Regions from separate parts of the Homo sapiens genome. Here region 2 is linked to region 1. Evidence: chromatin loops called from intact Hi-C (ENCODE). Cell type or tissue: A673. All regions are shown on one strand.

Region 1 (8,000 bases):
TTGTGTGTACATACACATTTGTGTATTTGTCTATATCTCCATCCTAGTCATTTGGCCTAATATGGAGTGAATAAGTAAAATATCACTGCTAATAGATTTCATTCCAAAACTGCCAGCTCTATGATGAAAAATTCGGCTTACCGCTGCCCAATCTGCTTCTCCACTTCAGTCTGGCAAACTATTCACTTATTAAAAGTATATCTCTGTAAAGCCTTTTTGATGGGAAGGTGAGACACTTGGGGAATATCATATTATAAATTCCACATTGAGGTCCTCTCTTCTTATGCTCATTTTGATACAAAGTTCATTTACTATGATTGTAAAAGTTAGATTTGGAATGGAAAAGAAGTGGTGTCATGTAAGGACAACATGATGCCCAAGATGAACACATATCATATCCTACCTCCGGGAGGAGCTGGCTTAGGTGGTCAATCAGTCCCATGGTGCTAAGTATATGTGTCTGCTTATGTATATCATCTCTAATGGTTGTTGAATGACTTACTCTATTTTTTTAAATGATAAAAACTACAAATTATATATAATACAGAAAAGTGTTTATCATCTACACATTGTTAGCTATTATCTTAGTTATTAAAAATATTGATATCATACTCTGTTTGTTGAGTTTAAAAGAAACTTTTAAGCTATTTTAGTATAATTATCAATTGTCCTGGAGTGTGAGTCCTAGGGAAAACAATTCTTCTATCAAATTTTTTTAATTTCCATGGAATTTTATAAAATAATTATTTAACACCATTGCCATGTCAAACAATTAGTTACACCATTGGCTTTTTGAAATATGGTAGTTGTCACCTGTCTGATGCCAAGTGTTCTACTTCTGGTGGCTTAATAGGTAAGCCAGATTTGATTGTGTGAACTCTAATCGTCTCAGGGTGCTTTGCTGTTTGATTTTGTTTTAAATAACAATGGTAGACAAATTTTATCTCACTCATAACTTCACATATTCCATATCCATCTCAACTTGGTTGGTCCCTGTTACCTGGGACAGAACTCAAATCAAAGGTTTTAGATTAAAAAGTCATTACGCTTATTATAGAGGTTGGCTGCAATCTTAACCTGTCAAGATCTAAACAGCCTGCCTTTAGCCTCCAATTTTATGGTCTTATGAGAACGTTTCCATGACTAAATTCCTGTTTCTGTTTATCTGCCTGATTTCCTGTCCCATTCATTCCAATATGGACTATTTCCATATATATATATATATATATATATATATATATATATATATATATATATATATATATATTCTATATATTTCAAGTATTTCATGATTTTAGGACCTTTGCTAAAAAGTTGGACCATTAAGGAAGTGGTCATATCATGAAACACACTGTCTTCCATTATCTCACCAGCTCCAAACCCTTGGCTTCTTATTTTCTCTCAGCACTTGGCTGTTTTTCAGAATAACTCACATCTTTTTTTACATTTTCTCAAGGATAACTTTTTTTTTCTCCTAAATTCAGCCCCTAGTCCTTGCCTTTCTTTCCAAAATAAGCCTCTTAAGGAACTTCCAAATACAGAATACTCCCTAAAGGTAAATCTGGAAAGTGTAATTTCCTCCGTGATTAAGATTATTCATCACCCTATCGATTGCTAAGGTTATTTTCTCTGCTGTCATATCTCACGAAAAGCTTTGATAAAACTGAGCAAACATTGTAATATATCCTGAATCTAGCCACTTTTCTCCCCTTCCACTGTGACTATCTGTCCCGGTCACCATTGTTTCCCAACAATCCAGTTGGGAATAATCCAATTCCCATAGCATTCTAAATGATCTCCCACTTGCACCCCGATCCCCTACAGAATATTCCCAACCCTACAGCCAGAAAATCCTTTTAAAACATATGTCACTTCTCAGCTTAAAACTATAAAACTTGCAATGGCTTTATATTTGACAGAGTGAAAGCCGAGGTCCTTCCAATAGCCTAAAAGATCTTATCTCTCTCTGGCTTCTTCTCTTTCTACTCCCCTAACTCCTCCTTGAGACACTCCCGGCTCACAACACTTCATCAGTTCTGGTGATTATCTTTGCTTTGTTTGCTAGCTCAGAATAATTTTTCCCTGGTATAAGGTTGTCCTGCTCCTTCACTGATACCAAATCTTTCCTTAGTGAGGGTTCCATGGTCATTTTACTTAAAATTCCTCACTCAACACACACCACTAATCTTCATTTGTTTTGTTTCTGTAGCACTTTTGACCTTTTAATTGACTCTATTATTGCCTATCTTCCCCCTTCATCCATGCTTAGAATATAAGCTAAATGAGAACAGGCATTTCGTAAAAATTGGTATATTCTCAGAACCTAGAAGGGTTCTTGGTACACAATAGTTGGCAAATAAATATTAGATAGCAAAAGCAACGAATAAATTAGTGAGATTATTTCATATTCATGCTGAGATCTACCTTTAGCTCAGTACATTAATCAATGTTGTTTAAAATTTGATTAGGTACATAACTTTATTTATTCATTCAACTACTTTAGGGACACATTGATAAATAGCACTTAATATGTGGGAATACAAACAAATAAGTGAACATTTTAAATGATAAATGCTTTGAAGGGAAGAAACAGAGTACAGTGATGGAGGATAGCTAGGATGATCCAACTTAAGTGGTTGACCTATCTAAATAAAGTGGTATCAAACCAAAATATGCAGAATGAGGTGTTTGCCACATGAGGAACAGGGGTAAAAGCTTCCCAGAAGCAAGTTACAGCACATGCAAATATCCTGCAGCAGGAAAGAGCATTTGAGGGACTGAAAGGAATACCTGTAAATGGAGCCCACTGAGGGAGAAGGGTTTCATGAGAGGAAAGTGAATAGTGAGGTGGGGCTGAGATTATGCTGGGCCTTGCAGACCATGAATAGGGGTTTAGTGTACATTCTAACTGCATTGGAAGTCACTGAAAGGGAGCAACACAATCATCTAATTTTTTTTAAATGGTCATTTTGGCTTCTGAGTAGAGAATAGATTTGAGGGAACAAGAGTGTCTTAGGTTCTATGAACAACAGCTCAAGAAAGATGAGAAGATACAGGTTTTTAAAATATATAATCATAAAACAAAAAGTTAAGGCACAAAGCAAAATTTAGAATATAAACAGAAAAAGTGAATCATATTTCCTTTTTTTTCCCCTCTCTGCTCTCTACTTTCCTACATTTCCAAATAATTAGTGTTAGAATATCTTAGTATTACTTAGGGGAAGAAAATCACAGACATGAACATACATACAAACATAAAGAGAAAAAAGAGAAGAAAAATTCAAAGTAAAATGTGAACTCTGCTCAGTGGATTTAAAAAGTAATTCATTTACAATTGAATTTTATTTTTTAAAAACCAAATTGCCACTGACATTAAATTTAAGTCACATTTGTTTTGGAGGCTATCCCAAGTTAAAGTATAGATATGAATAATACAATATTTTGTTTTTTGTAGTTTTCCATTATTAAAAAAAATCCAAACAAATACCACCATGACAGTATATAACAGAAACACAGCAATAGTGGTTAAAATATTTATCTTTGATTACAGAACTGAAGATTAATAAGTTATCAACATTTAAAGGGAGGATTAAACGCCGAAGAAATTTAACATGCTTCTTCCATTTATCAGTGTCTATTGTGAAAACTTCAAGTTACCTATTTTTTTTTTTTATCTTCAATGGGATAAAGATCCTTTGTCTACAGTTTTGGTTGTTGTTTCTTTGAAAATCTATGCTTGTGGGAAATTTCAGAATTAAATGTAGAATGAGGTTTACGTTTGATTAGTCCATTGCAACTGAACACAGCAGGAAGAGGCCAGCAGAGTATAGGGTGGAACTAACATTCATGCAATATATAGGGTTGCCTACTGATAAATTGTGTGTCTGAGCCTTTTGCTTTCTTGGAAACTATTTTCAAGGTTGGTATAAGGCTGTGGAATGTTTTGTGAAATCACTAATGGTTTTCTAGACCTATATTGAGTATTTAAAAATGTCTACATTTGTATTTTGTGGTTGGTAAAAATGATTAATAATACTTTGCTGTTAAATAAAATGTCAAATTATATAATCTTCACAAAACTAGTCATATTTTCCACCAAATTTTCTCAGTTCTCCTAAGCCCTTCTACAAACAAGGAGGCCTTTATGTAATATCTTGGCTTGCTCAATCAACAGAATGCTATGAAAATAACTGTTACTAAAGGTTTTAAACGAATAATGAAGGTTGGCTGAATTAAATGCCCTCCAGCTTATGTTTCCTTCTCTGACCCTAAGGCAAAAGGACACTCGCAATATCTTTTTATTTTTATTTGTAGTAATTACAGTGGGCCCATATGATTTTAAGAGAAATTTACACCAGTTTCAAATCCTTCATTGCCACTAAAGGCAATCTAATTGGCAATGATTCCTTAATGTGGATATTGGTTTTGGTTGCTGACTCCTTCAAAAACAACATCTTTTCTCATGTGGAAATAATGCCTGGGAAAGAACTAGAATGTCCATGTGACCAATGAGGTCATATCAGCCTTGAGTGGGTTTGGCTGCCTTGTCTGTTAATCTCCTGGTGCCAAGTTAAACACAGCCCAGAGAAAAATTATGTGCTCCATTTATTATCATGCACATCCTTGGAATGAACTGAAGGGGGCAATATCGACTAAGAAAATTCAGCAGGGCAGTACTTAAGGAAATAAACTTGGGAACACTGTAACATTAAGATAAAAATCATTTTTGTTTGCCAGCTGCTACTACCATTACACACATATACACATACACAATGCACAATAAAGAATTACTGAGGGGCTCAAAGTTTCAAATATCATGGATTGTATTATGAATTATATTCATAGATTATAATAACAGCCAAGTTGGTTTTTGTCTGTAAAGTATACTTTAAAAAGTACATTTTAATAGTTTTGGCACAAGTTTAGCTAACTGTATTAGTCTTTCTATCTAACTCACTATGTGGGAAGTCCCTCACATAATAGATTTTGGTTGTTTCACAGCAAACATGATTTCTTCTTTCAATTAGCTTAACGTAGACAGATAAGAGTAGATAAATCAGGCCTGAGGTACCTCTCCTTCCAACAGCACTTTTGCTATTCGATTTCCTCTAGCCTTTATTGAGGAAAGCAGACATTCTGGCAATAATATCTTTAAACTTGTGCTACAGGCCAGGCATGGTGGCTCATGCCTATAATCCCAGCACTTTGGGAGGCCGAGGCGAGAGGATCACTTGAGCTGAGGAATTTGAGACCAGCCTGGGAAACACAGGGAGACCTTGTCTCTACACAAAATTAAAAAAAAAAAAAATTAGCTGGGTGTGGTGGCATATGCTTGTGGTCCCAGCTTCTCGGGAGGCTGAGGTAGGAGGATTGCTTGAACTTGAGAGGTAGAGGCTTCGGTAAGCAGTGATTGCACTGATTGCACCATTGCACACCAGCCTGGGTGACAGAACAAGACCCCCATGTCAAAAATAAAATAAACCTGTGCCACAAGTTGTCATAAGTTTATATTTAAATGACAAATATAGCAAACATAGTTTTTCACTTAGGAATATTTGTATGTGAATGAATGTGTGTGTGTAACTTTCTGCATGCAATATGGCTTCTAATAAAATAGAATACCAGCGTCTTCACAACTTAGAATTTTACTGAAAAAAAAAACTATATTATATAAACGTATACCTGCTCATTTTATAATAGTAGTCAGGCCACTCTAATTTTCCTGTTCCAGAAAGTGTGTTATTCTTGACCACTCCCCTTTCCCTGGATAACTTTATTTGCAACAAAAATATCTAGTCTCTCACTTCTACTACTGAACTGTTCATTTTATTCCCCATTCTAAAATAAAACTCTTGGGAGGATTACAGTTAGTAGTATACCTGGATGAGGTATTATTTGAAGAACAGATAATTTAAGGAGGTGAATTTTGTTGTTTTGAGTGGGGAGTGGGGATCCTCAATAGTTGTATTTTATACACACATAAAATTCTACATAAAGACAATTCTATATAAATGAAGTAATATAAATGCAAACTAATATTAATACAAGATAAATGAGATGTTTGTAGATAATTCTCTCCATAGCTTAATTTCTCTACCCCTAAAATGAGAAGGTTGGACTAAATTAGCCAAGGAGGGAATACAAAATATCAATACAATCACTTCAGAGACCTGGAATCGACACCAGAAGTAAGGACTTGATTATCCAAGGTCAAACTGCTCAAGAGAGCCAGAGTCAGGCCTAGAACCCAGGTTTCCAAAAGTCTAGTCCATGCTTCCTCCACCAGAAAAATACCGTATTATTCCTAGAATGAATGCTGTATCCAGATACTTGCTGCTGTTAGTCAAGCCCAGTGCTCAAGTGTCACATTGATGACAAGGTACATACAGAGATATTTACTGAGCCAGACTAAGGGCATCAAAGTTTCCAAGCACACGTGTAATGAAATGTCCTCCACCAGTCAAGGAGGAATGAAGAAAAAGCAAAACAAAGAAGGGAGTGAAGGAACGATACATAAGAGAAAGATGGTTCCATTAAGGACAAGGGGCAGTCATAAATATGGAGAAGATGGTATGGGGAGCTGGATCTGTGTATGCTTGAGGAAAGCAAAACAAAAAAGCAAGCAATTTTCTGTCTATTGCCGGTAACTCACTCTCCTTCTGCCTTCGCTCATTGGGCAGGCTATTCTGAGAACCTATGATTTCCTTTCTCCCTTTGTTTTTTCTCTTTGTTCCCTTTCAGCCAAACATCTGTTTATTTTTATTGATTAGTTTAATTATGAGATATTAAAAATGTGCTCCTACTAATTTCACTTTATTTTTTTCTTAATTAGAAAACAGTATAAGAATTGGCATTGTCCTGAGTTGGGCCTAAATTGAACATTTTTAATTATTTTATTGTATAGCAAAATCACTTACCTTAAAATTAAGGGCCGCCTACAATTACAAATTTAAAGGATTACACAATGTTCCTGAGACACTTTTTAGCAATTATTTATAAAATAACATAGCATATAAATATCAACTCACCACCTAAGGGATCCCAAGTCTAAGACACACCCGCTCTTCTCAGTACCTTTTTCCAATAAATCATTAATCACGAAGATCTTATTCTGCCCCTAGGACACACTGTTTTAGTCAATTCAATGCTCTTATATTTAAAGTCCTGAGAAGAACCAACTTGGCTGAATAAAGTAGCAAAGATCAAGGTCACAAGATTTCATAGGATGATTTATATGTCTTTTGTCATCAACCATGTTGATTTCAAAGACATCGGTAAAGTAAAGTATCAATCCTGGATTCAATTCAAAACTACGGATATGTGTTGCTTTAGGCTTGGGGGCAATCTTTTTTTATCTTACAAAAAAAGAAGACTATGGTCTAGGAGAGTATACAGTGTTGTAAAGAGCTGATGTCCTTTTCCAAATATGATACTACTATTTGCATTCACATATGGTTAGAATGTAATTCATATATCATTCCCACTATGCACACTATGCATTAGTGGAGTCAGTTCTCTTGTTTACTGCTTCCATTGATTTTTACAAATCTAACTCTGAAATGGCACTACAATTGAAGCTTTCCCCAGCCTCCTCTTCATTTTTTACACATTCTTAGCTCTTTCCATTGCTCTGGTTGTCCAGGCATCTCTAATTATACTACCTATTATAATTATAATGAGCAGATTTTCAGTTTTTCCCCTATTCATATCCATGATTATTAAATTCTCTATTACTCCTCCTTACCAGAAAAGATACTGTTTGTCAAACACCCAAAAGAGATATTGCTGTGGTGAAGTCATTACTGATTTCTAAAATGATCAGAAGGAATTTTCTTGATTTAGCATTTTGTGTCTATTTAAATGAGGTTAATGAATTGAAGAAGCTCTCCTACAACAGAGCATGTCAGGTTAAAATGACCATCTATGAGTCTTTGGATTCATAACACCTACAAATACATAAAAACACAACGCAGGCAGAAGAGCACTTTGCTCTGACTACA
Region 2 (8,000 bases), 180 kb after region 1:
AATGGTTTCCACCTCCATCCATGTCCCTGCAAAAGACATATTCTCATTCCTTCTTATGGCTGCATAGTATTCCATAGTGTATATGTATCACATTTTCTTAATCCAGTCTATCATTGATGGGCAGTTGAGTTGATTCCCTGTCTTTGCTATCATGAATAGTGCATGCAGCAAACCACCATGGCACACGTTTGCCTATGTAACAAACCTGCACATCCTGCACATGTATCCTGGAACTTAAAATAACGCTTAAAAAAAGTAGAAATTTAACTGGGTTCTTGTAAGATTAAGTGAAACCATCAAGAAATATTTTGGATCTTGAGACTTCCTATAAATTACTCAATAAATGTCAATTATTAATAGATTCCATTAAAGTTACACACAGACTTTTGTCATTTCACTGCAGTTCCAATGCTTATAATTGTGCATGACCTCAATAAAATACTTTGTGAAATCCGTCAACTTTACAATCTGCCTTTAGCTCATTATTAAGCAATGGGCTCCTGATCTATAGCTCTGTTCTTTTTTTTCTTTTCTTTTTTTTTTTAATCTGGTAAACTTGAATTGGACTTAATTTCATTTACTTGTTTGGCTCTCTTTTTTTTTTTTTTTGAGATGGAGTTCCATTCTCATTGCCCAGGCTGGAGTCCAATGGCGCAATCTCGGCTGACTGCAACCTCCGCCTCCTGGATTCAAGTGATTCTCCTGCCTCAGCCTCTCAAGTAGCTGGGATTACAGGTGCCCAGCCACCGTGTCTGGCTAATTTTTTGTATTTTTAGTAGAGGGGGATTTTCACCATGCTGGCCAGGCTGGTCTCGAATTCCTGACCTCAGGTGATTCAACCGCCTCGGCCTCCCAAAGTGCGGGATTACAGGTGTGAGCCACTGCACCTGGCTCTCTTAAAAAGGTACATTTTGCAATATCTATTAGTAAAACAAAAGAGAGACATTGCATTTGTAGAATCCTTACTTAGTTGAGAGATAGAAGAAAAATACAGGAATAAAGAAATGTTGCTTTACAAAAGCCATTTCCATGGTGTTTAGTTTCTAATGGCAGAAGTCATGAAAGGGAGACTTTTAAACAAATATTGTACTGCTAATTAGGCCAGAATAGTCTCAGAAGCTTGACTTCAGCCTACCCTGATGCAGTATTTGTGATGCTGAACAGAATTTTAATATTTGTCCATCTCTCATGGTAAAAATGTACCCTCACATAGCATTAGATAATCCTCCAGTATTAAATATATCTAACTGAAAACTAGGAATAGGCTGGGCATGGTGCCCAGCACTTTAGGAGGTTGAGGCGGGGGGATTTCTTGAGGCCAGGAGTTCAAGACCAGGCTGGGCCGCATATTGAGACCCCATCTCTACAAAAAATTAAAAAGTAAGCTGGGCATGATGGCTTGTACCTGTAGTCCTAGCTATTTGGGAAGCTGAGGTGGGAGAATCTCTTGAACCAAAAGTTAGAGGCTGCAGTTAGCTGAGATTGCTCCACTGTCTCCAGCCTGGGTGACAGAGCAAGACTCTGTCTCTAAAACAAACAAAAAACCAAAACTAGAAATAAATCATTACTTCCAGTTCTGCAAAGAAGCTAAATTTGTACAAGTATTGATATGTTTGTTAGGCCTCAAATATTCCTTAAATATTGATCATTACTCACTCTGAAATGGTTAACCTAACACACACACACACTATGACATTTGATAAGTGAACTGAATATTCACAGAACCAGTGTTTTACTTAGTGCTGCATAAAAGGTATTCATATTACATGGACGCCAGCTTCTATTTATATTAATTTAAAAATAAAAGTAAATAAAGCATGGCAGATATGTTAGAAATTGAAATAGATAATGGTGTGCATCAAAGTATAGAGAATATATATTATCAGTAATATTAATCTCATTTAGTTATTTGTAGCAGTGGATTCTGTGTCACCAGTTGGAAGGCTCTTTATCAGTCTGTTAATATTCCGTTCATGATTTCATTTTCACGCACATACTTGTAAGCTATGAAAACCTAGACTAAGAAATCAGAATAACTTCAAATTACTGGGGCAGTTAATTCAATTCTAGAAGTCCTTAAGCTTTCCATTAATGCCGCAGCCAGAAACTGGAATGTTTAATGTATCACTTTTTATAGAAAATAAATTTTTCTCTCTGTGGAACTGTATTACAGATAGTACTGCTGAGTTGTTTTAAAGTACAAAAAGAGATCCTGAATGGTGAGCAAAATTCTCTCTCTCTCTTTTCTACTTCAGGGAGAAAAGATCATAAAGGCTCAAAATGAGTGAATTAACAGCTCAATTTCCTGGAAAAAAATCAGTAGTTTTATTTCCATTCTCTTGTTCTACATCAGAAGTGGACAAATGCCATTTACTCTGGGAAATGAATAAGAAGGGGCTTCTTTGTTGGGAAATCCTAGTTATTTGTGGGATTTTTGAGCCTTTCTTACGTTAACATATGAGAGGGATTGATAGTTCATGTTAAAGCAACCTCCTGACTGCACAGGGATAATATAGGAGCTGTTTACCATCTATGGATGTTCAAATGTAAGGTCCTATCTGGAGAGTACAGGCTAGTAGCACATCGTGGGCCTTTCCATTTCAAAGGTGGTAAATCATTGTGAACTCTTCTCTTTTGAAATTTCACCCATGATTTTATGAACTTAATCCTATTTTATATATTGTAATTAAATAGTCATTAAACCATCTTCTTTTGCTGAGGACAGTGATGTAATTTCAGGGCAAGTGTTTACCAATGTAAGGCTATGAATTGATTGGTTATAAGTGAATATAACCTTTCTTCTTCCTTAACACTCCTCTATAACCACAAAACAAAGACTGGACTAGAATAAGTTTGTTATATGATATACGAGTTCTCTGAAGACTATCTGGAATGCTGTCTTTTCTTCTCCCTTTGGGATGTGCTCACCACAGAACAACCAAAATTATCTTGTAACAACATGACAACTTTACAATTATTTTTCACTCAAAACCCTTGAAAAAGTCCTTATTGCATTTAGAAAAAATTTTTATTTTTTTTACCAGGTCCTAAATGTAGGTAAAATATTTAAAATCTGTCTCTGCTTAGCAATTAACCCTTATGTTATCTTTGTCCCATTTGCTCAGCATTCTCTTGCAACACTGTCTTCCTTCTGTTCTTGGAATATGCTACTCTCTTTGCTCACCACAGGATATTTGTACATGCCATTCCCTCTACTTTTCCCTACTCTTCACATATTTATGTCTTTTCTTATCCCTCAGATTTTAATTGATGCATCACCTCCTTTGATGAGATCTACCTGAAATTCTGTGTTAGATTTGGTTTATTTCATGACATTTTTCACAACTTACGACAATTTTATTCAATTGTTTGATGGCTTCTTTATGGTATGGTTCCACCCTTCCATAGAGTCGAAACACCAATGATTCAAGAATATTTCCCATCTTGTTCACCAAGAACAAAGTCTAGTACATAGAAGTCAGTAAACAAAACTGGATTTGTCCTCATTATTCCTTACTTTTCATGCTACCTTTCATTATTAGAAGTAATTCCTTTTGTAGGGATTGAGGTTGGAGACTTTGGTAATGCTATCAGTTTGTTGGCTACAGTAAATGAAATGACAAAATATCTGAGTGGTTTGAGGCTTGGGTTTGTAACAAATGCTGAAGGGCTCAACTAGTAGAGCACATTTAACTGCAGAGGGCAGTGCTGTCTAATGTCCTGTATGGCAATCCCATGATTCCTAAACTAATGCTGTTTATTTCACATTCGATGTCCTTTGATGGATGCTCTAAAATTCTTTCATTACTGTTTTAGCAATGTGTTATGCAATTACACTTTAGAAATGGCAGTTCTTATAAGAAATATCAGAGTTTTAGCCACGGATGCATCAGAGTGTTTCTTACATTAACTGGATGGCCTTTTGGAAATGAATTTTTTGAAAAATTGTGGATACTTTCACTGGGTTCTAACTTCTGATTTCACTTCCTTTAATCTCTCCTTTAAAAAATGCTTTTGGGATTTAATCAGACTTAGCAGTAAATAATGCAACTGCCAACCAGCCTCACTAATTTTTAGAAGGCTAAAGTAGATTTTGAATCTAAAAGTGCTTTCTCTCATGCTCTTGCCTACAAATTTTCTGGCCTCTTGTCTTCCTTAATCCATTCATATTGTATAACACTCTGCCAGATTAATCTTCAGAGCATATCTCTGGTGCTGCCACTCTTTTCTGAACAATCTGTGAAGATGCCTGGTTGCTTAATTAGAATTACTTAGTCTTTAAGACCCTCCTAATTTTGTTTGATATCACCTGTCACACCTTATTCTAAATGCTTCCCTATTAACTTGAAAGAACTCCAAACTTACCCATCACTGTCCACCTCCCAGGTCTTTGCTTGTACTGTTACCAGCCAGTCAAGCCTGCATTAGGGAGAGACCCTCTAAAAATCTGGCAGAGAACTAACAGGTCTGGATTTCTGCCACATCCTTGGCCTCACATTTACTCTTTGCATATTGGCAAAATCTGCTTTTACTTTCATGACCCCTACTATTGAACAAATTTTATGAGATGAGGAGAGAAAGGTTTGCTTCTCAGAGAAGTGACCAGAGAAAAGAGATGCTCAATGTCAGGGAGGAAAGGAGCAACTGTAAGAAAAATGGGTTGTCTTTTGCTACTTTTTTCAATATTTGATGCTAATTGTTTTAGTAATTAATTTTTTTGTCTTCTCCTACCCTTAAAAAATATGTAATGTGTTGTTAGCCTCTGTATGTCACATCTATTCATGTGGAATATTCAGAAAATATTGCTACCTTATCAAGATGAATTTGTATTACAGCTCCAGTGAAACTGGAAAATCCAAATTTTTATTTCCAATAACAGAACATGGTGTGTTAATGACAAATTAAAAATGAGTTTTTCTTTCTTTCCTTTTCTCTCTTCTCTCTTCCTTTAGACAGGATATGTTTTCTCCTTATTAGTGAATCACACCATTAAGCAGTTATATATATGAAAGAAAACACAAGGTAGTGTAAGATAACTCAAATACATTATTTTTGTATTCTATCATCTATCTCTCTATCTATCATCTATCTATCTATCTATCTATCATCATCATCATTATTTAAACACACATTAGAATAACAATGCATGGTTAAAACATTTATTAGAATATACACAGAGAAATATTCCTTTCCTTAGTTTGTGGATTTTTGAGGTACAGTTAGACTCAACTCTTCATTTCAAGAAAATGAAATTATTCAGCCATGTTTGATTCTAGAACATTAATTTTTTCATTTTCACTTTTAAAATTTTAATCCATTTGGAAGTTACCTTAGTTTAAGATGTGTGGTACAGACCTGCCTTTTCTTTGTCCAGATGGCTAGTAAATTGTCCCTCTGCAGAGTTTTCTAGTCTAGAGATTCTCATGACATCCATGAGTATTAAATGAACCCTTAAAATTTCAGCAAATTTTTGCATTACTGTGCATTTATCTTAGAGGGACAGGAGACTCACAAAAATAATTCTGGGGACTGAGAATACCCAGTTTCCTCTTCATTACTATATCTAAAAATAGTTGTTGCTTTCTTCTATATTTTTCCAAAGGATTTTATGCATATACAAGTAAATATCAACAGATTTTTAATTTTTTCTATCGTTTCACACATAGTATTGTGTTTGTATTTTTCATTTGACAGTATATTATATATTGGATGTCTTTTTATAACAGTATAAAAAGCTTTTTTGTTCTTATTTATAGCTGAGAAGTATTCCATAATATGGTTGTAACTCAATTTATTCAGCAAATTCCTACTTATGGACATTTAGGTGTTTTCCAGTCTTTTACTGGAAACAGTAACAAACTATGCTTCAATAAACAAAAATTTGCAAAAAATACTTAATATATTTTCAACTATATCTGCAGGCTAAATTTCACTCTTAAATACTGGATAGTTTTATAAGTTTTCTGACACTACTGTAACAAATTATCACAAATGTAGCTTCTTAAAATAAAGCTGATTATATCAGAAAAGTTCCTTTTGCAAATTAACATATTTACAGAATCTGGAGACTATGGCAGGCACTTCACTTAAGAGCCATTCTGCCTACCATGCTAGAATGGCCCTTAATATGTGTAGAGTTGAATATATTTCTAAATTTATCTTTTGATGTTTATCTTTTTTATAGTCAAATTTGTTACTCCTTTTTAGTTTGTGGATTTTTGAGGTACAGTTAGACTCAACTCTTCATTTCAAGAAAACGAAATGACTCAGCCATGTTTGATTCTAGAACATTAATTTTTCCATTTTCACCTTTAAAATTTTAATCCATTTGGAAGTTACCTTAGTTTAAGATGTGTGGTACAGACCTTTTCTTTGTCCAGATAGCTAGTAAATTGTCCTTCTGCAGTTTTCTAATCTAGAGACTCTCATAACATCCATGAGTGTTAAATGAACCCTTAAAATTTCAGCAAATTTTTGCATTACTGTGCATTTGTCTTAGAGGGACAGGAGACTCACAAAATAATTTTCATATTATAGAAATAATATTAGGTGATTTACAAAACTGGGGTGCCTGACTTGCATGATGTAGGCTGAGTCTCTGAGTTTGAGAATTTTCACCTCTAAGATGAGAGTGGTATGATTTCTAAAATTATTTCCCATTATAGAAATATGAGCTCCACCACTAATTTTTTATAAATTGTATAGATCTTTAAAATAAATCTTTCCTTAAACCAAATAAATATAATGGAGAAATGGCATAGAAGATTGTGTATACTGGCAAAAATAGAGGATTCTCTAGTTACAAGCCAAGTTTTTAATTATATTACATTTCAATAATTAAAACATTCACTTTCGGTCAAAATTTCTTCAAATAGCAAAATGCATTTTGACAGCTGTCGCTGAATTGACAAAAAATCCCCACAAATTTAACCAAAAACCTGCCGTGAATTTGCTATTATTATTAGTGATTGTGAAGCATTTTTAACACGTTGACCACGTGGTATTATAAAGTTATTACAGGCAGAGCTTTCAATTCTTTAAAGTTAAACTGTATCTTACTACTTCCAAAGTAAAAGAAGTATACTGACAATAGCTAGCAGTTTGATAAGAGCAGGTCACTATAACAGTTGAACCATCTCTGTCAAAAGGGATTCAACACAAGCCATTTTGGATAAAAGTGAGATATGTTCTAAATCCCAAGGATTCTAGCTGTTTAATTTGAAGTCTTTGGGGAGTAATTTAATGAATAGTTTTACTTTTCTTGGACTTAATGTAGTACTGAATTTAAAGACAATGTAGGAAAGAATAAAAGTTAATACAATTTGAGCCTTTTCAGTATAGTAGTTTACTTAGTGCGTTGTTAATACTGACATATTCTAAAGTTGTCAAGTCATGTTGCTCATAAATCACACGCTTATTTAAGCCATTAATAAAAATGCTTGTTATGTGCTAAGAGAAACAGTAACATGATTAAAAATCTATACATATTTTTTGTACCAACTAATATTTCTTTTATTTTCTGTAATTTTACATTAACATAGGGAGTGATTGTCATTAATTAATTAGTTGTGGGTGCTCTTATGTTTCTGGAAGACTGTAATGAAAAATGACAACCACAACTGAAAAAGATATATTTAAATCAGTTATTTGAATGTAACTACTGAAGAGAAAGTAAAATAGGAAGATTGAGACTATCGAATGTATTCTGAAGTGTTTTGATTCTGGATAAAACAGAGTAAGTGCACGATCATGTCTCTCTCACAGAGTACCACTATAAAACCCAGACAGAATTTATGGTGTGGGTATTTCAGTTCTCCGAAACAAAAAATTGAGGGCTAAAAATATAAAGGCTGGGCACAGTGGCTTACACTTGTAATCCTAGCACTTTGAGATGCACAAGCAGATGGATTGCTTGAGCCCAGGAGTTGGAGACAAGCCTGGGCAACGCAGCGAGACCCCATCTCAAAAAAAAGAAAAAATAAATAAAATAAAAATATCAC

Evidence for each region. Peaks named below come from ENCODE experiments on the same cell type or tissue, not always from the same donor. Only the 100,000 strongest peaks of a DNase experiment are listed, where the experiment ranks them.
Region 2: a loop joins it to region 1, with 4 times the contacts of the local background. A loop is called at or near these places in 3 of 110 quality-filtered maps.

Annotation. Positions count from the first base shown.
Region 1 is chr5:86,676,294-86,684,293 of GRCh38, reverse strand. No RefSeq gene overlaps it. Among named protein-coding and RNA genes, the nearest start is that of SNORD138, 60 kb to the right of the region's middle. In A673, a CTCF peak has its summit at 4,629 (motif pointing right); a DNase peak (open chromatin) is centred at 4,613; H3K27ac peaks cover 614 bases.
Region 2 is chr5:86,496,829-86,504,828 of GRCh38, reverse strand. No RefSeq gene overlaps it. Among named protein-coding and RNA genes, the nearest start is that of COX7C, 120 kb to the left of the region's middle. In A673, a CTCF peak has its summit at 3,694 (motif pointing right); a DNase peak (open chromatin) is centred at 3,708.